2 separate regions of the Homo sapiens genome follow, and region 2 is linked to region 1. Evidence: read pairs that join two places in POLR2A ChIA-PET (ENCODE). Cell type or tissue: Caco-2. All regions are shown on one strand. Links, peaks and the distances in the headings refer to the core of each region. The heading gives the core; the rest is flanking DNA. Region 1 holds the start of LOC124904071 (a long non-coding RNA gene). Region 2 overlaps PGS1 (phosphatidylglycerophosphate synthase 1).

Evidence for each region. Peaks named below come from ENCODE experiments on the same cell type or tissue, not always from the same donor. Only the 100,000 strongest peaks of a DNase experiment are listed, where the experiment ranks them.
Region 2: POLR2A ChIA-PET joins it to region 1 with 11 read pairs; 2 of 35 experiments call an interaction of 5 or more read pairs at or near these places.

What each region holds. Positions count from the first base shown.
Region 1 is chr17:79,798,941-79,809,682 of GRCh38, reverse strand. It overlaps LOC124904071 (a long non-coding RNA gene), which reads right to left and starts at 1,086. Exons shown (of 2, transcript XR_007065928.1): 1 at 697-1,086. RefSeq lists an enhancer at 421-550 and a silencer at 5,291-5,390. In Caco-2, for the core only: no CTCF peak of the experiment used is centred there; DNase peaks (open chromatin) are centred at 5,342, 8,253, 8,772 and 9,056; H3K4me3 peaks cover 3,001 bases.
Region 2 is chr17:78,390,250-78,400,991 of GRCh38, reverse strand. PGS1 (phosphatidylglycerophosphate synthase 1) reads right to left here. Exons shown (of 10, transcript NM_024419.5): 2 at 8,327-8,516; 3 at 4,607-4,684; 4 at 2,641-2,740; 5 at 1,455-1,644; 6 at 137-315. It overlaps LOC124900399 (small nucleolar RNA SNORA30/SNORA37 family), which reads right to left and starts at 1,057; the gene lies at 929-1,057. RefSeq lists an enhancer at 1-464. In Caco-2, for the core only: no CTCF peak of the experiment used is centred there; no DNase peak of the experiment used is centred there.

The sequences.
Region 1 (10,742 bases), core at 1,254-9,253:
GGTGGAAGGGAGAGGTGAGAGGTGTCGCTGTCACACCTTTCTTCTCTGTCGCTGTGCCAGCCCTGCTCCTGACGGCAGGCTGCAAGAGGCTGGGGGGATAGGGGACAGGCCCCCCAGCTCGGAAGATTGAAGCCATCAGGGCCGGATCTGGGCAAGGAAGGAGTCATCTCAGGGATTCTCTGCCAGAGGGGCGGTGGGTCCTGGGTGAAGCCTCCTGAGATCCTGGTCTCCTTGGTCAGATTGACGCCTGCCTGTGCTGGTGACCTCAGTGTCCGTCTCGAACAGGACGCCCCACTTGCTTTCCCTCTCCCCACTTCTGGCTGGTCTGTTTGCCCACGGAAGAGGAGTCTGAGCTGCCCCTGCAAGGGTCTGGACGGTGAAAGTGGCCCCAGGATGTCCAGGGAGTGTGGAGGGGCCTCTCTGGCTAGGACACGTGGTGCACTGACCCAGTTCTCTCACGCAGCCTGGTGGCAAGGCGACTTGGTGCAGGTGTATGCTGTTGTAGACCTAGTGGTAGCCCGCCTAGCACCCCCACCAGGTGCACAGTGAGGCCTTTACCTCCCACGGGTGGCAGAAGGCAGGAGAGACCCCCGACACCCACAGGCCCCAAGGCCTCACCGGTGGATGGCACGGAAGAAGCTTATGCACCTGGAGCAGTGGCCCCTAATATGGAGAGGACTGTCCCTCAGCACATACCCATCGCCCCTCAGGTGTCCTTCTCCGCGCAGTTTAGACTGTGATTGTGTCAACCTTGCCTCGGCTCGCCAGTGCCTGGAGATGCTGACAAGAGAGCCTCTTTCTCCAAGGAGGCCATTTCCAGTAGCATGATGCCACCTATAGAATGTACCTGGAATTAGTCTGAGCTGCAGCCTTGCTGCCAGCAGTGTGGGGCTGGAGGGAGGAGCACACCTTAGATTGTTCCTCGCCAGAGTTGAGCCTGGAATGGTAGCCTAGTCACACAGGCCTTCCCCTGGAGTCCTCCTCTTGCCACCCTGTGTCTCCTAGTAGGTATTTGGTAGCTCTGGGCCTGGCATCATTGGGAAAATGGTGGCCAGTACCCGGTGTATCTGGGACAGGAATCTGCCACTCCTACTAGGAGTCCCTAGCTTCTTGGGCAGGCACAAACTCCAGGGTTCTGTGTACTGCCCTGGGCATGTGCATCAGTGGTCAGCACTCAACAGTCAACAAGTATTTCCAAAAGGTTCAGGAAAACCCTCATATGCCTACACGAATGATCTCGAGGTGTCGAACATGGAGACCAGACTGGCGGCCCCAAGGCTGCCTGCTCCGAATGCTGGTTTTGCAGGGAGAAAGAGAGAGACTTGTCCAAGGTAACCCAGTTAGCCAGGGGCAGAGCAAGCCTGGATTTCATTCCCAATCCACTGTTTTATGCATTATGCAGGTGCATCTCAGCAGCAGCCCAGGCATGGGCTTCTGTGTCAATGTGGCTTGTCAATCCTGGAACCCAGGAGCCCTAGCATGGGGACTTGAAACTGACTACCATTGATCTCAGCCAGTCCTACTCCCTGAGCAGCTGGACAGAGGCTGGAAAAGCCAGTGGGTCTCTGGTCTCAGGCTGCTAAGCTCCTGGTCCCGCCAAAGGCTGGGATTGGCCATAGCCAGTGACATTGCCACAGGCTGCTCTTCATGCCAAGCTCCAAACCCTAGCGCAGCACAGCCATGCCCGGCTCCCCTAGGTGCCTGGTTCCACACCAGCAAGAGCTACCCTGAAGCTTCCCCTTAGGCTCCTCAACTCTTGGGTGACAGATTTAGGTTGAGCTCTGTCCTGTGACTTAACTTGGTCATTAACAAGTTACTTAACCCTCTGAGCCTGTGTCTTCATCTTTAAATGGAGCCTCCCTCTAAGGGTTGTGATGAGGAATAGAAGCAGAGTCCCGTAAACCTCCAGCACAAAGCCTGGCTCAGAGCAGCCCTCACTCAGCGGATGGTGGCTACATCTGTCCACTCCCAGCACTCTGGTACACCCTCTTGTGCCAGGCTAGATACCAATGGGATACAAACACCATAACACATCATGTCCATTTGAGCCACTGTAGAAACAGGTATTCCCAGCACTCCCTCGCAGATGCCGTGATGAGTGGTTGGTGGGTATCAGATCCAACCCCCTTCCTGCCCTTGCACACTTTCTTCCAGTCCTGCCTAGCTCCACCCTCTGCCCTGCCCTGCCCCCTGTGACAATCCAGGGCCCTGCAACCCTTCACACACCACTTCCCAGGGCATCCTTGGAACTGCCATGTAGACAGCCCCAGAAACTTTCCTTCCAGGGAAGGGGATGCGTGAACCCACAGAAGCTGCGGAAGAAACCGAGCCTAGGACTCCTTTCTCATCTTGGAAAAACAGCAAGTGTGTGTGTGTGTGTGTGTGTGTGTGTGTGTGTAGTATGGAGTCCTGCTTTCCTGGGATCCTGTGGGTCCATTACAGATGCCTGTCATAGCAACAAAATGGGAAAGAACTGGCCCATTCTGCAGGTGGGACCACTGATTTCCAGGAGAGAGACCTGATCTTGTGGTGCAAGCACGTGAGGCACTTCCCCAGATTCCACTGGCCACTAGTCCCACGATTTGAAGGGACGGGCAGTCAGTGTTGAGAGAGGCAGCTGGTGAGGCACCTGGGTTAGACTGCAGGTGCCGAAGGACCCAACAGGAGCTGTGGGAGAAAGTGACTCAGTCTTGCCCTGTCTTGCCGTGGCAAATCATCTCCCCCAACATCCACTCCTGTCTTTCTCCCCTTTTCTTTCCCTACACTCGATGCCCTCACTCTGGGAACGACATCTCTGTGATCTCTGCCAGCGATGGCCCCACCTGCTCCTGAAGACCCTCGACTCCCCCATGCCCACCTGTGCCCACCTTCTTCATTTCGGCTGGACACCACTGCACACCAGACTTGTGCAAAGTGAGGGTCAGACTTGGGGATATGCTCTTAGATGTTCCCGACTCCTGAGAGGGACCTGTACCCACCCCGCTGTCCCTCACTGGGGAGCTGTAAGACCACTCCAAGGCTGAAGCCCAGTGTCCTGCACCCCTATCCAGTGGACACCCTTCCCATTGCTCAGGCCCTTCCAGGCTGAATGGCGCCCCCCTCAAGAGGAGAGGTCCAACCCCTCCCCTCAGCTTGGGACAGAGTGGGGGTGGGGTAGAGAGGACAGTTCCCCAAGGGACTGCCCACCCCCATCCCAGAGCTCGTATAATGCCTGGAGCAGGCTGGAGAATGAGGTCCGCCAGAGATCCTGTCTTGCAGACCTAAGAAAAGGTTTCAGGGAACAGAAGAATTGGTAACCCCTGCAGGCCTCCCTGCTGGCCACTTCCTCTTCTATTCATCCCAGGTCCTCCCTACTCTCCAAAAGGGAGAAACTGAGGGAGAAACCTGGGACTGAATGGAAGGCCTGGAATCCCAACTCCCCCTGAGGTTTTTGGCTGGGAAAATACCTGGGGACAGCTGGAGTCTTCGGGTATCCTGGGGCGCCCCTCCCCCAGAGCGCCCCCTTCCCCTAGGGAAACTTTGATCTCTCTCTCGCTCTGTCTCTCTCTCTCTCTCTCTCTCTCTCTCTCTCTCTCTCTCTCACACACACACACACACACACAGGCACACACACACACGAACACACACACATTGGAAAGGAGATGATACCTCTAAAGTCAGGCTGCACCGTCGGGGTGGTGTAAAAAAGTTAGAGACTGCCTCAAAAGGGCAGTGGGAATGACCGCAAAGGGAAGAGGAAGGAGATAAAATGAGGCCTATCCCTCCCAACCCAGCAGCCCGGCTCTCCAGAGACACTCCCTTTTCCAGGCCCTACAGTCCCTTGGCACCCTCCTCCCTTCCCACCAATACAGCATCTGAAGGTGTCACTGAGATCTTCCACCCATTTTTCCTCCCCCTACCCATCTCACCCACAGGTTGCTCTACTCACAGCAATTCCTTCCTAGGCTTCCTCCTGTAACCCTGAACTATTTAAAAGCTCATTTTAAAAAAGAACTTAAGACTGATACCAAACTTCTTAGTTGCAAGCCTGAACTGTGGGCACCTTCTCATTAAACGTAAAACCTGCATCTTTTCCAAGAGAGAGGACGTTCTTGTCCGTAGAGGGGTGACGGGAGGTGCTGCAGAGCCCTTTTGAGCTCCTCTCACTCTCTGCTCTGTGACTGCAAAAGTGAGAATGGTGCCCTCGGAGGAAACACGTTTTACTGCAAAAATTGTCTGGAGCCCGGAATTGCCCTGAAAGTGGCCCTGCAATTACAATTCTGGTCCAAATTCATTTACCATATTTATTTGTGGATTTTCTCCTCCCACTCCTCTGCGTATTAAAAAAGATCAAGAAGATTTTTTAATGTATAAAAGATGTTTCCTCCACTTAAGGCACCCCACCGCCACCCACGCACCCCTTTATTCTGCTTTGAATTCAACGACTTCTGCTGTCTCGGTGGCTGAGGCGACCATCCCAGAGCAAGGAAGTGCTCTGTCTTGATCTGTTCAAAGGGTGCGGAACTGAGTCCCTGGAAGGTCCGGACCCAGACCCCGGAGCTGGTTTGCAGGACACCCCTTTAATCCTCAGTAGGCTGCCAATCTACCCTCTCCACACCCCAACACATTGAACATCTGCCCCCAATACCCCAGCCACAGTCCATGTCTCTGCCTCGAGGGCCACCGAACCTCCCAGGATGGATGGGGCGATGGTGGGGGTATCTGCTGGGACTTCCACGGTGGCTTACCCCTTCATCCGTTTGGCCAAAAAGTAAGCTCTGAGGTTGAAACTAGAAAAATACAGAAACTCAGCGTGAACATCACATTTCCACTGCTTTAAACTTTCTCTCTCCTTGGTCCTGGTCAGGAACCCTACACCCTCTGCTAAACCGGCTTTTCTTGCCATAAGCCTCCTCTGTTTTTAGGATCTCAAGGACTAGCTGAAGAAAATTAATTTTGCCTCTGATTGCTGTGTTATTCTAGATAAGCCATTATTATGCAAATGAGGGAGTGCGGCTCTCAGGATGAATAAGACGGTGCCGGTAGCGGCGCGGGACAGCCCCAGATGTTTGCATAATTACTTCTGCCCCAACTTCGAGAGTGCAAAATGTCAAGGGAGGAAGTTGTGCGGGTAAATACGGTACCATGTTCCCTGAATTTGATTTCCTACAGAAGGGCGGGGAAACCGATCGGAGGCTTCAGCTGCAGAGAGAAAAGGCATCACGGCTCCCGGGCCGACGGTGTCCCGGCCGAGTGGCCGTCTGCGTCCGCCCCCACGATGCTGAGCCACCCCTCGGCCCAGGGCGGCCGGAGAGAGCAAGGTCCCGCCCGGGTAGCGAGGCGCTTGCGCGGGCACAGAGCAGCAGCTTGGCCCCACGCTTTCCGGCAGCCCCGGAACCGGCAACACGGCTTCTGGGCGTGCGCGGAGCCGCCGCGCTCTGGCCGCGGAGCCTCGACGCCAGCCGAGCCCCTTCGTGTCCCAGACGGCGCCTCCTCCCGGGGCAACGGCTAGGGGTGCACCGAGGAAGCCCTGTACCGGGGCTGCGAGGAAAGGCGTCGACCACAGTGGAGGACGCCGAGGCTTCGCCCAGAACCTCGCCGGCACCGTCGCGTTTTCTCGGTCAGCTCCCAAACGTCTGCCCTCGGGTTTGCCGCCCGCGTGGCCCACTCTTGCGGAGGGTAGGCGGCCCGGCAGACGCCTCTGTTCCCCGAGGTTCTGCGAGAGGCCCCAGACTGGCCTCCGCAGCTTGTGCCTTCTCGAATGACCCGGCAGGCCCTGCACTTAGGATTTTCTGATCTCTAAAAGGGGAAGCTGGACTGTGGCTCTTGGCGTTAACAATCTCGCAAGGGAACGGCACCGGCTGAGAGACTCCCACTTTGGAACTGACTTGAGGTCCCGACGTCCCAGCAAAAAAGTCACTTCAATTCCTTCTGCATGGGGGTGGGGTAGGAAATGAAAAAACGGGAAGCGCCAGGCGGAGTCCGAGGAGTCCCTGGAGCTTCCCTGGGACTCTGGAGAGCCGCGTGTGGTCCAGGAGGAGGCGGGAGGACTGTGGCACCCAGCATCGCTGGAGGCAGAAGTGCCCACCCTGGCGGAGCTCCGGCTCAAGGGAGCCCAGGAGGTCCAGCTGCCTCTCTGCGCCCAGGCTCTGGTGCCACCATTCCTTGACTCGCCCAGCCTCTCCCCGTGTTTTCCCGTGGGAGGGTTGGTGCTCCCCGCCTTTCTCATGAGCTGGGTCACGGGAGGAGGGGCGCTCATCAACCGTGGCTCGTAACCGCCAGGCCAAGCCTGTCAGTGCAGGCAGAATCTGGGGTCAAACTCTCCACTCGGGGTATCTGGAACCACAGGCTGCTCACGCGTTGAGCCAGGGCCCGGGGTGATGCGAGAACAGAGTCAGCGCGCCCCGGGCATCTCCAGGCAGGGGTTGGGGCTGGAGGTTTCTGATAACGTCCTGCTCTCGGACGGGACTCCAAGGCCTTGATCTCTAGGCCGCTCACTTGTCCCGGGCTGCTCTGCCGCCACACCCTGCCGGCCTCCCCTCGCCTCTCGCAGTCCCCGCCCCTGGCTGTGCCTAGTCCGTCCCGTCTGAGCCCCTTCTCCCCAGACCGTGAGAACTGAGCGCCCAGACCCAAGGACTCCCGGACTCCTTCCAGGTTGCGGTTGTCCGGCCCAACTCTGGACCGCCTCTTTCTGCTCCCCAAGGGCGCCTGGGGCTCCTAGGAATGGGTCTCACAAGCAGCACCAGCGAGCAGTCCGGGGATTGGGTGTGCGTGTGATGGGGGGGCGCGTGGGGGGGGGGCGGAAATGGGGCCGGCCCGCGGCGCGCATGCGTGCTGGTTCGGGCGCTGTGCGCGTGCTCCAGCGGCACCGCACCCTCAGCTCGCCCGGCCTCGGCGCTCCGAGGGGACGCCGGCGCGTTTTCCCAGCGAGCCCACGTGGCCCAACCGGTCCAGATGCCCAAGGAATGAATCAAAACTGCCTCTAAGCAGCATACGGTCCGTTTCCCAGGGAAGGATGGGTGTGTGCTGAGCACCCTCTCTGGGCTTGCCCCTCATGGAGAAGAAGGGACAGCCGAGGCTGATACTGGAGTTCCTGGGGAAAGTCAGAACAGAATCACTAGGTCCTATGAGTTTGTTCTGGTCTCAGAACACCAATAACAGCAACAACAGTAACTAATAATGAACATTTATTGAGCATTTGCCTGTGCCTGACAGTGTGGGGGTGCTTCCATATCTCATTGAACCCCCCATGGGCTCTGTTGGGAAAACGTGCTAATATTCCTTTTCTTATAGTTATGGAAGCTGAAACACAGAGAGGTTAAGTAACTTGCACAAGGGCACACAGCCAGCAAGTGCATTGGAACCCAGGCAGGCTGGCCCCAGAGCCCACCTTTTTTAGCCACTGTGCTCTAGCATTAAAAAAAAAAAAAAGCGAAAACGCCCACCAACATCCAGCTTCCAGTTGACTTAAATCGGCCCCTAGAACTCCCTCCTGTCTCTATTGTTCCAGTCTCATCCTTGTTGCCGAGGGCTCTGAGGGTCCTCCTGCTGGAGCACTGCTCTGCGCTTCCACGAGGCTCCACTGGACCTTTCTTGAATTCTTTCCTCAAGCCTTGGAGGAGCTGAAATTCACAAGGATCCAAAGCCCCTGCTGCGGAGCTTTAGGGACGTGAGCTTACGGCTTCTCAGGCAGAACCCCTGCTGCGTGCCCCTGAGCAAGTGACTTGGCCCCGCGGTGCCTCGCTTTCCTCATCTAGAAAATGGGGGTAAGGGAACTGATGTTACCTGGCTGTTGTGAATGTTAACTGGGATAACGCAGGCCCTAGATATAGGGCAACTAGTTAAGCAATAGATGTTGCTTAACTCTGAGGGGATATTTTCTTCCTGTGGAGGGGAAGAAAGGGGGCCTGATTTCAGTTTCCGGGGTTTAAGGCAGAAATGTGGCTTCTAGAATGTGTGCAGCCTTGTGGGAGATTCCTGTAGAGTGGGCAGCCCCTTCTTATCCTTTGCAGCCTGTTCCAGTGCTTCTCTAACAAGGAGGATGTGTGGATGTCTCCTAGGGAGGAGAAAGTGGGACAGGAAAGGTGGGAGCTTCTTGCTCTTGGGAACAACTAGCGGCGGGAACCAAGGCCAGAAACCTGGACAACCTCACTTCCAGTCACCCAGGCTGGGCCTTGGGACCAGTTTCCAGAATGTCGGGTCACCCTGCGGCATTCCCGCAGCAGGCGGCAGGCGCCCAGCCCTAGCTCGGCGTCTAGGAAGCAGCGCTGCGGGACGCCCGCCCGGCTCCGGGACCGCGGGAGGTAAGCCACTGGCCACAAGGCCACGCCTCGGAGCCGCCCGCGCTCATTTCACTGCCGGCCCGCCCGAGGCAAACGGTTGGCTTCCAAATCTGCCCGCGTCCGCGGCCAAGACCGGGCAGGTCCGACGCCCGCCAAGCCGCGAAGTTGAAACGCTCCCAAAGAACCGGGCCGGCCTCATCCTCAAGCTAGAGGACGCGCTAGGGCTTGCCGGCCTGGCCCAAGACCCAGGAGCCCAGCGCCCCGCTGGGGCCCGTCCGCCCCTCTCCTTGGAGTGCTCCAGCCTCCACCCTCCCTCCCGGAGGACGAGTCCGTGGTCCGCGGGCCCAGGGAGGCCTAAGAGGGCCCCCAAACTCCGGGCTCTCAGGAGGCTGCAGCATCGAGGGCAGAGTCCTGGCACCTTTTAGAGGCTGGGGCCAAGGGTAGGGCGGGCTCCCGGGAGCAGGTCGCAGACCCTTTGTCGGGAAGGGCAGTCGCGGGCCGTGCGCCCAGGTCGCCAGAAGAGTGCGGAACAGGGCCGGAGACCTAGGGGTTTGGGAAGCAGGTGTCCCTAGGAGGGCGGGCGCCCGCATTTCCGTAAACAAAGAAACGGGGCAGCTCATCTCAGGAGAGGGGGTGGCTGTTAAGAGAATCGCCGACAATTTCCTTCATAAAAATGCGATCTGAGAGCATTTGATTTCCACTTTCACTCCCCCCATCCCCCGCCCCAACACACGCACCGTCTCTAAAGACACTCAAATTGCAGCCATATGGGGCTAAAGTAATAGGAAGCAGTTACCTTATTTACTGCAGAGGCGGCGCACGCCAACCTGGCAGCCGCAGCCTGAGCAGCGGACCGCCGAGCAATGGGATTAAGAGTAGCGTGTCTTGTCTTTTACAACTTTGTTTTGTTTGCTCCTGGGACGTGTAGGTGGGAAAGGCAATTATCTAACTTTGAAACAGGAAAGCGGTTGTATGGAGAAAAGGGAGGTGGCGAGAATTGAGTCGGTTGGGGAAGGGGGTTGATAAGAAAGGTGGGGAGCAAGGATCCTCTTTCTGTGGGTTCCTAAGACCATGCCACCAGCTGACCTGTCCTCTCGGTCTGGATCTGACCCGGCTGGAATGACTGCAAACCTCCTCCCCCTCCACGCCCACGCATGCTAGCACCCTCTCCCGGAACACAGGGCTTCCTCCCGCGCCCACCCAGCCAGAGCCCGGGAGGTGGGCTCCCATTTCTCAGACCGCCACCTCCCGCTTTGTCTCCAAACTGTCGAGGAATGAGGTTGCCCGGTGACCTGTTTTCACACCCCCTGCAACGCTGCTCTCTCACGGGTTGGGGGGCAGGGGTTGCGCCAGGCAGGGATGAGACACACTCTGCCCCGTTGGGGATTGCCTTCCTTGGCGGGACTGAGCGCGTCTGCTACTGACAAGAGCCAGGCTCCCTGCCCTCAGATCATTCTATACCTCTTCCTTCCTTCTGAATCGAGTTCCACCTTTGCCACAAGCTTTGCAGGATTCCCCGACGTTTGCAAACTCAGACTTTTCGCAAGCGATAGTTTTGTTTAGAGCAAGCATTTCCGAAATAATCGCCATCAGGCACAAAGACAGGTGGAAAATTGGGTGGGGAAGCTAAGATAATTACCTAAGACCCTATCCAGAGGAGGGGGCCGCACCTGCCAGCATCAGGGGTTCCATTTCTTCAAGTTTCAGAGGTATTTAGGCAAAGAAGGGAGAATGGGGCAGAAAGAGAGGGAGACGGAAGGAAGGAAGGATGGGAGGAAGGAAGGGAGGAAGAAGGAAGGAAGGAAGGAAAATGGAAAGAACGCATGGAGGAACGACTACAGCTATCTTTTTTGGGGAGAAACTGAAACCATCGCCCTCTGCACGCCTAGCGCAAACCCCATGATCAGTAAAGGCATCAAGGGCAAGCACAACTCCGGGAAGCGGGTTCCAGAAACCCTATCTGAAGGAAAATCACCGCTCTTCGCGGGTGCGGGAGAGCTTGCCAGGGGTGGGGGTAGGGCGCGAGGCCAGGCGGGTCAGGTCCCCCCGGCCCACTCTGGGAAGGCCCCCTCCCTCCCACTTCCACAGTGGCCCTGGAGCCAGCTCGAGGGGCTGAGGCGGCCGGTGCGGGGCTGGGGCGCTGTTGTCCTTGGCGGGCAGCGGATTCCAAGAGGAGGCGGGCGGGACAGGCAGAGGGACCCGGGCCCAGGGCGGAGGGTGGGCTTTCTCTGGGCGGGGAAACCAGACACTTACAGGCGGCTGAGGCCGACTTTATTTTTACTGCCCAAACTGTTGGAAAGTATTTAAGCTTAAACAGAAACAGCTGTATCGCTGGCACCGGCCGACGAAACTATTTGTTACCGGGAATGACTTTTTATGATTAAGGACGCGGCCGTCGGCGGCCTCCCACGGGCGGCCCGCGAGGGTCACTGGGAGATCTGAGCGTCCTCGACGCGCTGTTCGTTCAGACAGAACGGCCGG
Region 2 (10,742 bases), core at 1,641-9,640, 1.4 Mb after region 1:
TCAAGGACAAAAGCAGAATGAAGCCTTGCCACCCAAGTCCCCTATGCCTGTGGCAGAACCACCTAGAGTTGTGCTCTCCCGGGCCCTCACTCCACCCCACCCACAGCCATAGAAGGGTGTCAGCGGCAGCCCCTACCTTTGTAAGGATGCACCATCCCATCCACCACCTGCACCGTGTCGTCCCCCTGCAGCTGCAGGGACACATCCCCCACCGCGTCCACCAGCTCCGTGAAGAAGTCGGCAATCTCCGCACAGTCCTGCAGGAACACGTAGCGGTCCTGGCGGTTGGTGAAGTAGGAGTCACTCAGGTTTGCACTACAGGGAGGGAAGATGCAGGTGAGGAGGACTCAGGCAAGGGTATGCAGCAGCGTGTCCTGGTGACCCAGGTCTCAGGTGAACTAGCAGGGGGGTGACAAACTCAGGTCAAGATGCAGTTAACAAATAGCTACTCAGCAATGAACACGTGCAAAAGACAAAGCCAGAGTTGATCCAAGGTGACACAGCAAAGTGACCCACAGCCTCCTCCTCTCAAGGAGCCGACAGTGTAGCTGAGAAGAGGAGATGCAGACACAGAAAGTCAACTAACCACACAGGGCTTTTTTTTTTTTTGAGACAATCTCATTCTGTCGCCCAGGCTGGAGTGCAGTGGCATGATCTTGGCTCCCTGCAGCCTCCGCCTCCCAGGTTCAAGTGATCCTCCTGCCTCAGCCTCCCGAGTAGCTGGGATTACAGGTGTGTGCCACCACACCCAGCTAATTTTTGTATTTTTAGTAGAGACGGGGCTTCACCATGTTGTCCAGGCTGGTCTTGAACTTCTAACGTCAGGTGATCCCTCTGCCTCAGCCTCCCAAAATGTGGGATTACAGGCGTGAGCCACTGCGCCCGGCCCATGCAGGGCTATTTATCAGCGCCCATGTTTGTTTGTTCTCTCTGTCCCACTAAGTGACAGCTGCCACTGGTACAGTCCCAGAGCAAGGATGCAATCAAGGGCTTTCTCTCAGCACCAGCAACCCAATCCTGGCCCCACTGCCGAGGGGAGGGCCTGTGAAAGGGCCCATATTTATCAGCCTAAGGACCTGGACTTCCAGGTCTGACTCTTGTTTATTTTTCTGGCTCTGTCTACCTGACAAAGTGACTCATCCTCTCTGATCTGTTTCCACATGTACACAGTGAGGAAAATACTACAGAGGGTCACTGAGGGTGGAAACAGACAACATACCTGAGTGGCCAGCACAGACTAAGTGCCCTGTCAACAGTGGCTTCCAGTCAGCCCCCGGGGAATTCTAGCCTCAGTGGCAGAGACAGTGTCGGGGAGGTGCCGCGGGTGCACAGCAGCCAGACCTACAAGCAGGTTCTCCAAGACTGAGGGGAACGGGTTTCCCACTGTTCCTATTCCACTGCCCTCCAGCCTGCAGAGCAGGAGGGCAAAAGCACTGACGGTGGGAAGCACTCACCCGCTCAAGATGACGCTGTTGTCGAAGAGGTACACCTTAATGTGCTGGAGGCCGATGGTCTCGTTGAAGCGCTCAGGGATGAGGAGCCGAAGCAGCCCACGGAGGTGCGGCGTGTGAAAGAGGGAGACTCGGACCTGCTCTGGGAACCTCCGCAGGAGTGGGAGCAGCATTGTGCGGGAGTTCTTCCGGCCTGAACACGGACAGAGAAAACGGCACCTGACTCACAACAGGAAGGCGTCCTGCCCCCAATGAGGAGCCACCTCCACGTGGCCTCGCCTTCACCTGTGCCGTCCACCTGAATCAGTCACACCAGCTGGGGCTACTCCTAGCCAGAGGACTTCCAGGCCAACCTCTGTCCTGCATGCTGGCCATGTCTCAGGCCTGAAGTCCTCAGCGTGGCAGACGCCTGCTCTTCTTGCCACACAGCACCCATTCACCCTTCTCCTGGTAACTGCACCCAACCTTCTCCTGGGGCACTACCCCACCCACTCGCAGCATTTCTGCTCTGGGTGAAGACGACCCTACCCACCTTGCCCCTCACCCCCAGCTCCATGAGGGAGCACGCAGGCCTGGGCTGGGCTACTCGGCACACTCCAAGCTCCCAGCTGGGCATGCCACCGTCAGGCCAGTCAGGAGCTTTGACCCGATTCTCATGGAATCAGACTCTTCCAAAAGACAAGGTGTCATGGGGAGACAAGCCTAAGCCACCAGGGGCCACCACACAGAGCCTGAGAAGGAAGCCAGCCCAAAGGAAACAGCTAGGGGATGAATCCTGGTGACACGGCCAAACCCCAAATCACAAGCCACCCAAAGCAGATCAGTCACAGGAGTCCACAAAAAGTCTTTTTGCCTAAGGCAGTTTTTCATGAGACAAAGTCTGGCTATGTTGCCCAGGCTGGACTCAAACTCCTGGCTCAAGCAATCCTCCCACCTCAGCCTCCCACGCAAGTGGGACTACAGGGCATGCCACTGCACTCGGCTCCTGCCTAAGCTGTTTTTAGTTGGGCTTTCAGTCACTTGCTGAAGAAAAAAATCCTAACTCACACAATCAGGCAGCCCTGGGCCAGCTTGGATGATCTTCAAATAGCCTTGACTCTGCCTGGGGATGAGGGGGTGACAGTAACCCCTCTTGGGACTGAGGATCTGACACAGGAAGCAGGAGGGGCCAGGCTTGCATGCCACCTACCTCGTGAGCCCCGCGTGAAGTCTAAGAGAATGGAGACCTTGAGATTTGAAGGAAACTTTGCTTGGAGTGACTTTTCTAGAGTACTTTCCAGGCAGTCCACCTACCAAGAAAGAACACAGAAAAGAAGATTAAGACCCAAAGAGGTGTGTGTATTTAAAGAAAAACAAATCGCCCCATCGGCTAGTGCCCTCGTCATCTTCTCCAAAGATAGGTTTGTGCCATCAGCACTCGGACACCAACACCACAAAAGCTATCTGTCTGAGAGCACCTTCATGATCATCAGAAGAAGCACCCAGGGGCCTGATCGGCCCAGGCCTCCAGGAATGGAAAGGGACCTGCAGGCAGAGGCGTGCTGCCTGACAGCCAGCCCGTGCCACCCTGGAAACGCTACGACACCAGGTCTCACGTACATTTCAACACAGACAATCCTCACAGACACAACCAACAGTGCCCTCCTCGTAAAGAGTGCTTAGTAAATATTTGGCAGATGAATGAATCCAAGACACGGCCTGCCCACTGGCCACTCTCCGCAGTGCGGACATTCCATTCTTCTCCCATGAGAACACACAGGCTTCCAGGCTTGGAGTGGAGGGTATATCCTAAAAATAGAGGGAGGCGGCCGGGCGCAGTGGCTCAGGCCTCTAATCCCAGCACTTTGGGAGGCCAAGGTGGGCACATCACCCAAGGTCAGGAGTTTAAGACCAGCCTGACCAACATGGAGAAACCCCGTCTCTACTAAAAATACAAAATTAGCTGGGGGGGTGGCGCATGCCTGTAATCCCAACTACTCGGGAGGCTGAGACAGGAGAATCGCTTCAACCCAGGAGGCGGAGGTTGCGGCAAGCCGAGATCGCGCCATTGCACTCCAGCCTGGGCAACAAGAGCAAAACTCCGTCTCAAAAAAAAAAAAGAGGGAGGCCTCCTTCCTAGGAGAGGCAGAAAGGGGAGGTGTGAACCCACTGCACCTCCCTCTCCACACTCCAATCCCTATAGCTCCCACCAGTAACTCTGAACAAGGACAGACCAAGAAACGGCACTAACTCTGGGCAATGGGCCCGTCTGTTTCACTATACCGAGCGGAAAGCAATCCCAGGAGACCCAAGAGAAAGCAGTGATCTCATTCACAGACTCACTTCAGCTGAGCCTCAGATCCCGCCATGCACCAGAACCTGCGCTGGCCCCAACACCTCATATAAACCTGGTGACTGCTGGCTCCTTCCCACCCACCTATCTCACTGTAAGTGACAAGTGTGGCACAACAGCAAGTCCGAGGGAAACAAGGCTGGCCGCAGCCCTGGCACTTGACACCAGCCCTTGGCAGAACGAGCCAGCCAGCCCAACTTGCACTCAGGTCCGTTTGTCTAGTACAGGGTCAGAAAGCCTTTTGTGTAAACGGCCAGAGAGTAAATATTTGGAGCTTTACGGGCCAAATGGGCACTGTCACAACTACCCCGTTCTGCCACTGCAGCATGAAAGTGACCACAGACAATACACAAATGAATGAGTGTGGCTGTGTTCCAACAAAAGTTTGTTTACCAATACAGAAATTTAAAGTTTTCATAAGTCACAAAATATTATTTTTTCTCTTCCCCAATTATTTGAAAATGTAAAAACCATTCTTTCTTAGCTCACAGTCTACACCATAACAGGTGGCAGGCCACAGTCGGCCAAGCCCTGAACTGGCAGACAGAGCTGCCTGGGGCCCTGTGTGGGTAGGAGGACACTGCCAGTGAGGCCTAGAAGGCCCAGACCAGACCTCTTCAAGCTCTCCTCACCAGGCCCTCCCCCATGCTCTCCTCACCAGGCCCTCCTGACATGCCCATATCTGGGGCAACAAAAACAAGAGCTGGCTCTGACATGGAGGCCAAGGAAAGGCAGCTCCACACCAACTGCATGGCACAAAAAGCTGTGGCATGTTGGGGCCCATTCACTATTGCTGCCACAACCATCTCCCCATAAACCTTACCAGCTCCTGTTCCAAAGGACCTGTCCCCAGGTAGAGGGATGCCATCACGACCCGCCTCTTGGCTACTCTTATCTGCCCCTGAGAGAGGAGAAAAATTCAAAATTCAAATTCATCATTTTCATGGTTCACTAAGAAAACAGAACCCTTTGACCTGGGAGGCAAATCCCACTCCAAGCTGAACTATCCTATGTCTTCACCAATTAATATTTAAAGCAAGCTCGAAACGTGTATGGTAACCTCCCAAATAAGGTCCCACAATCCTAAATGAAAATACTCAGCCTGAAAAGTAAAGCTCAGTCTAGGCCAACTATAAAATGCAACACGGCCATTAAGAAGAATGAAGGCAGGCTGGGTGTAGTGGCTCACGCCTATAATCCCAGCACTTTCGGAGGCCGAGGCAGGCAGATCACTTGAAGCCAGGAGTTTGAGACCAGCCTGGCCAACATGGCGAAACCCTGTCTCTACTAAAAACATAAAGATTAGCCACGCCATGGTGGCGCGTGCCTGTAATCCCAGCTACCTGGGAGGCTGAGGCAGAAGAGTCACTTGAACCCAGGAGGCAGAGGTTGCAATGAGCTGTGATCACACCACTGCACTCCAGCCTGGGCAACAGAGCAAGATTCTGTCTCAAACCTGCCCTCTTTACCTTCTACCCATCTGCAGTTTCCAATGTCCATACTGGGCACGAATCACTCTTGAAACATAGATGGACAGGTATATAGACACATGAGCAGAACACATCAGTGCCCCAAGATGATACCCCAAATCAGTCCTAACAGCCAGGGGGCCTCTCCCTAGCAGCTCCACCCCAGAGAAGGAGGCAGGGGTACAAAGAATGGCAGTGCTACCATAGGTCAAACCCCCAAAAGATACATAGGAGACCCAGGTGAGAGGGAGGCAGCTTCACATCTACCTGCTTCCCTATGAGAAGGAACAACACAGCCCACCCTGCATTGTCAACACAGGAAGACAGGCAACTTGACTAGACAGAAACATGAACAATCACTAGGAAAGGCTTCCGGACAAGGAAAAAACAAAGCAACTTCCCAAGGTTGCTATTTCCTTTGTTTTGTTACCAATTAAAACAGATGTTTGTGGGGGTGATGATTATAAAGAAAGGGAAAAAATAAATAAGGCATAAGACAATTTAGTTCAGGCAACCGAAGCATATCTGACTGTTTACTACAGGACACCAGGCCCCACAGCTATAATGAAGACATGGGGACCAGGCAGAAACCAGCACTGTCCTCCCTTCTCGCTGTGCGCCCTGGGAAGAAACACGTGCTACTCGGTGTGACACAAACCAGAAGAATCTGCCCACACTTCAGCCCAGATGGCAGGGAAAGGAGGCCCTGGGGTCTTCTCGGCCTGCTGAGGCAAGCCTCTCTGCCCCTTCCTGCTCTCTGCAAGCCCACCCTCCTCAGGCAGGGCCCGACCTCCTGGCCAGGGGATCACTATGTGGAGACAGTCAGTCATCCTCCCAGAGTCAATTAGGACAGAGAAAACTGCCTTTGAAAAACCTGTTTCTTCAGGCTGGGCACGGTGGCTAATGCCTGTAATCCCAGCACTTTGGGAGGCCGAGGTAGGCGGATCACCTGAAGTCGGGAGTTCGAGACCAGCCTGGCCAACATGGAGAAACCCTGTCTCTACTAAAAATATAAAATTAGCCAGGCATGGTGGTGCATGCCTGTAATCCCAGCTACTAAGGAGGCTGAGGCAGGAGAATCACTTGAACCCAGGAGGCAGAGGTTGTGATGAGCCGAGATCGTGCCATTGCACTCCAGCCTGGGCAACGAGAGCGAAACTCCGTCTTAAAAAAAAAAGAAAAGAAAAGAAAAGAAAAACCTGTTTCTTCAAGCCAAGGAGAAAATCAATTAGGAGCAAAGAGCCAACAGTTGCAGCATCATTCGGTACAAACAAGGACAGGTGAGCAGAGCAGGGAGGCAGGTGAGAGGGGAGAACAAAAGGACACGCCTGTGTGCACACAAAGAATGCACTCTGAATGAGCCAGTCAAGCTAAGCGTGGATCAACAAACAGAACAAAAGCGCAAAAGGAGAGAAAATGGGCAGGCACTCAAATGAGTGAGTTCATTTTCTGCACAAAGGTGAAAGGGGAGTCTCTACCCAGATTTCCTATTGTCTCTCAGCATTCTACCTGCTTGCCTGGCCCCATCAGACCTTCATTCTTTTTTTTTTTTTTTTTTTTTTTTTTGGGAGATAGAGTCTCGCTCTGTTGCCCAGGCTGGAGTGCAATGGCGCGATCTTGGCTTACTGCAACCTCCACCTCCCGGGTTCAAGCGATTCTCCTGCCTCAGCCTCCTGACTAGCTAGGACCACAGGTGTGTGCCACCCTTCCGTATTTTTGGTAGAGACAGGGTTTCACCACGTTGACGAGGCTGTTCTCGAACTCCTGACCTCAGGTGATCCACCGGCCTCAGCCTCCCAAAGTGCTGGGATTACAGGCATAGGCCCCACCACGCCTGGCCTAGACCTTCATTCTAATATCACTGCTAATACAAACTCAGAGTTCATGCTGTTAAAAATCAGTGTTGATTAGTGTTCATTCCAATGAGCAGTTTAACCAGAATAACCAGATGTGGCATGTAAACCTGAGTAACATGTTGAAAGCTGAACCCCCCAAATGCAAAACTTACATCACTACCAGGAGAGGAAAGGCACACACTTAAGACAGAGTCCCTAAAGAACCAAGACTACAAGCCTTAGACCCAGGATGTCTAGATTCCCAGTTACTTTGAAAGGCCTCTTCATGCATATCAAATCGCACCCACGAGTTTTTACTTCCTACTACATCTACCAAGATGACACTACTGTGTTTGGAGATGATTCCCGGGTTAGGGGTCCATCATACACAGACTAGATAAAGATGCCCTCCTCCCCTGTCACCTTTAGCAAGGACATACCCATGTGACCCACGGGTCCTCAGTCCTCACCAACCTCCCTTCCCGTGGTCCACAACTTCACCATGGAGGAAAAGGAATCAGTGCGCCCATAAGAATCAAAGTCTAGGCCGGGCGCGGTGGCTCATGCCTGTAATCCCAGCACTTTGGGAGGCCGAGGCGGGTGGATCACGAGGTCAGGAGATCGAGACCATCCTGGCTAACACAGTGAAACCCCATCTCTACTAAAAATACAAAAAATTAGCTGGGCGTGGTGGCAGGCGCCTGTAGTCCCAGCTATGCGGGAGGCTGAGGCAGGAGAATGGCGTGAACCCGAGAGGCGGAGCTTGCAGTGAGCCAAGATTGAGCCACTGCACTCTAGCCTGGGTGACAGAGCGAGACTCCATCTCAAAAAAAAAAAAAAAGAATCGAAGTCTAGGCCCGTGGCCGCACACAGTGGCCAGTACTTTGGGAGGCCGAGGCAGGGGGATCACTTGAGCCCAGTGGTTCAAGACCCATCTGGGTAACATAGTGAGACCCCCTTCTCAAAAATAACAAAATTAGTAAATAAAAATAAGGTCTAGGTCCTTGTTCTCACTGTTGCCTTCTCAGAGCTTCTCCACCTGAGACGCTGGCCCCACAGGCAAGTTTCTGACTGTGGCTCAGCTCAACCATCTATGAAGCTGAAACCTGACAGGTAAAACCCAGAAGGAATAAGCTTGAGCAGCTATCCAAAGTTTCTAGACTAGAAAGCACTCAGGACTCACCAACCTGATCCCCCAAAAGCTCTAACTCAAACTTCTTTCCTTTAGATACCACTTACCTTCATGAGCTCGAAAAACTCTGCCGGGGAAGAAAGCACCCTAACGTGAGAACTGGAGACTCCAAATTCTGGAACCAGGTTTCTGATCCACTGGAACCGGTGCACGCCTTCTGGACACAGGCAGCAAGGTGGGGAGGTGACCTGGGGAACAGCTGGGGACAGCAAGGGAGCCAATAACAGCCATGGTGACCTGGTTAAAGAAATATGCAACTGGGTCACACCTCAAATACCTCAAATACTTCTGCAGAAGCCCCCCTCAGTTACTGGGGAGTGAAGAGGGGCTGGGAGATGGGTGCGTTGCTTGTGTTATGAATGTCAGATTTTCTAGAACATTTTAAAAAGTGAGCCCAACTCAAGCTCTGCTAAAGGATTTTTCCTTCAGCCCCCTTTCCTCTTATTCCTTAAAGAGCCTACTAACTGAGCAACTTGAGAAGTGTCAATACCTATAGATAAATCCCAAACTTTAATTCCAAACAACTCAGGAACCAAATTTAGAGCATCCACAAGTAAACTCATAAAAGCTACCACATGGTTAGCTACCACATGGCAACGTTCTAATGAATCTACCTCAAAAATATTTGCCTGCAGCCACCACTAAAAGACACCTAGCAGAAGGGTAAGTCTGGCAGAAGTCTGATGATTACAGCCCAGATGCCCCGCTTTATGACTCATGAGATAAACAAGATTTCTATTCAAGGAAGCACCCAGAAAAAGAAACTTTTCTCTTTAAAAATCCAATTTATGCCGAGCATGGTGGCTCAGGCCTATAATCCTAGCACTTTGGGAGGCCAAGGCAGGACGAATGCTTGAGTCAAGGAGCTCAGGACCAGCCTGAGCAATATAGCAGGACCCAGTGTCTACAAAAAATTGTTTAAAATTAGCTGGGCAGGCTGGGTGCAGTGGCTCACACCTGTAATCCCAGCACTTTGGGAGGCCGAGGCAGGTAGACAACCTAAGGTCAGGTGTTTGAGACTAGCCTGACCAATATGGTGAAACCCCCTCTCTACTAAAAATACAAAAATTAGCCGGGCGTGGTGGTATGTGACTGTAGTCCCAGCTACTTGGGAGGCTAAGGCAGGAGAATTGCTTGAACCAGGGAGGTGGAGGTTGCAGTGAGGCGAGATCGCACCACTGCACCCCAGCCTGGGTGACAGAACGAGACTCTGTCTCAAAAAAAAGTTACCTGGGCATGGTAGCACAAACCTGTAGTCCCAGCTACTCAAGAGGCTGAGGCAGGAGGATCTCCTGAGCCCAAGAGTTCAAGGCTGTTCTCCCAGCTATGATCATGCCATTGCATTCCAGCCTGGGTGGCACAGCGAGACCCTGTCTCAATCAATCAAAATCAGACTCGGAAAGAAAAGCTGGAGCAGGGAGAGACGGGAGCAAATGAGCTCCTCTCAAGAGTGATGATGAGCCGTGGCCGCGCACGGTGGCTCACGCCTGTAATCCCACCACTTTGGGAGGCCGAGGCGTGCAGATTACCTGAGGTCAGTAGTTCAAGATAAGCCTAGCCAACATGGTGAAACCCCATCTCTACTAAAAATAAAAATACAAAAAAATTAGCCGGGCATGATGCAGATGCCTGTTATCCCAACTACTCAGGAGCCTGAGGCAGGAGAATCGCTTAAACCTGGGAGGCGGAGATTGCAGTGAGCTGAGATGGTGCCACTGCACTCCAGCCTGGGCAACAGAGCAAGACTCCATCTCAAAGAAGAAAAAAAAAAGAGTGATGATGAGCCATACTCATTCACCATCAGACACATCCTGTTTGGTGGGGTCACACACCATTTCTGGCCAGTGTTAGCTCGACCACATAAAGCTGCACCCCAGCGGACTCCACACTCCACTGAGGCCAAGGCTGAAGGAGATGAATTTCTGCCCACAGAACTTCATTTCTGCTGCTCAATGACTAAAAACCTGCGGGAGATGGGGGTGGAGGGACCGCACACCCAGAGCCCCACACAGACCTGACCTACTATGAATCCTAGTCCTGCAAACAGCAGCAGGAAAATCCTCTTCAGTGTGTGACCTCAAGAGGGACGTGGGGGAGAGGATGCTCAAACATCCCAAGGCCTGAATGGCCACAAATTCCAGGAAGATGATTTCACTCACTTGCTTCATGATAAAGCCCTCAATCTTCCCAGGCTTCGTAAATGTCCCTGCACAGACAACAGATGGCCCACAGCTGCACTTCCCAGAAAGCCCACCGGTCTGTCACTGCCGATTCACTGCCAAGAAAACCTTAGTCAACAGCAGAAGGTGCTGCCTCTGTGGATCCTGGAAGTCTGCGACTGGCCGTGGCCACCCAGTGCAGAGGTGGGAAACAGCTGTTCCTCCCCCACCCCCGTCTCTAGAGGGGGTGATGACACTCACAGGCATCAGCTTGCAGATGAAGGGCCTAGATGTGTAACGCAGG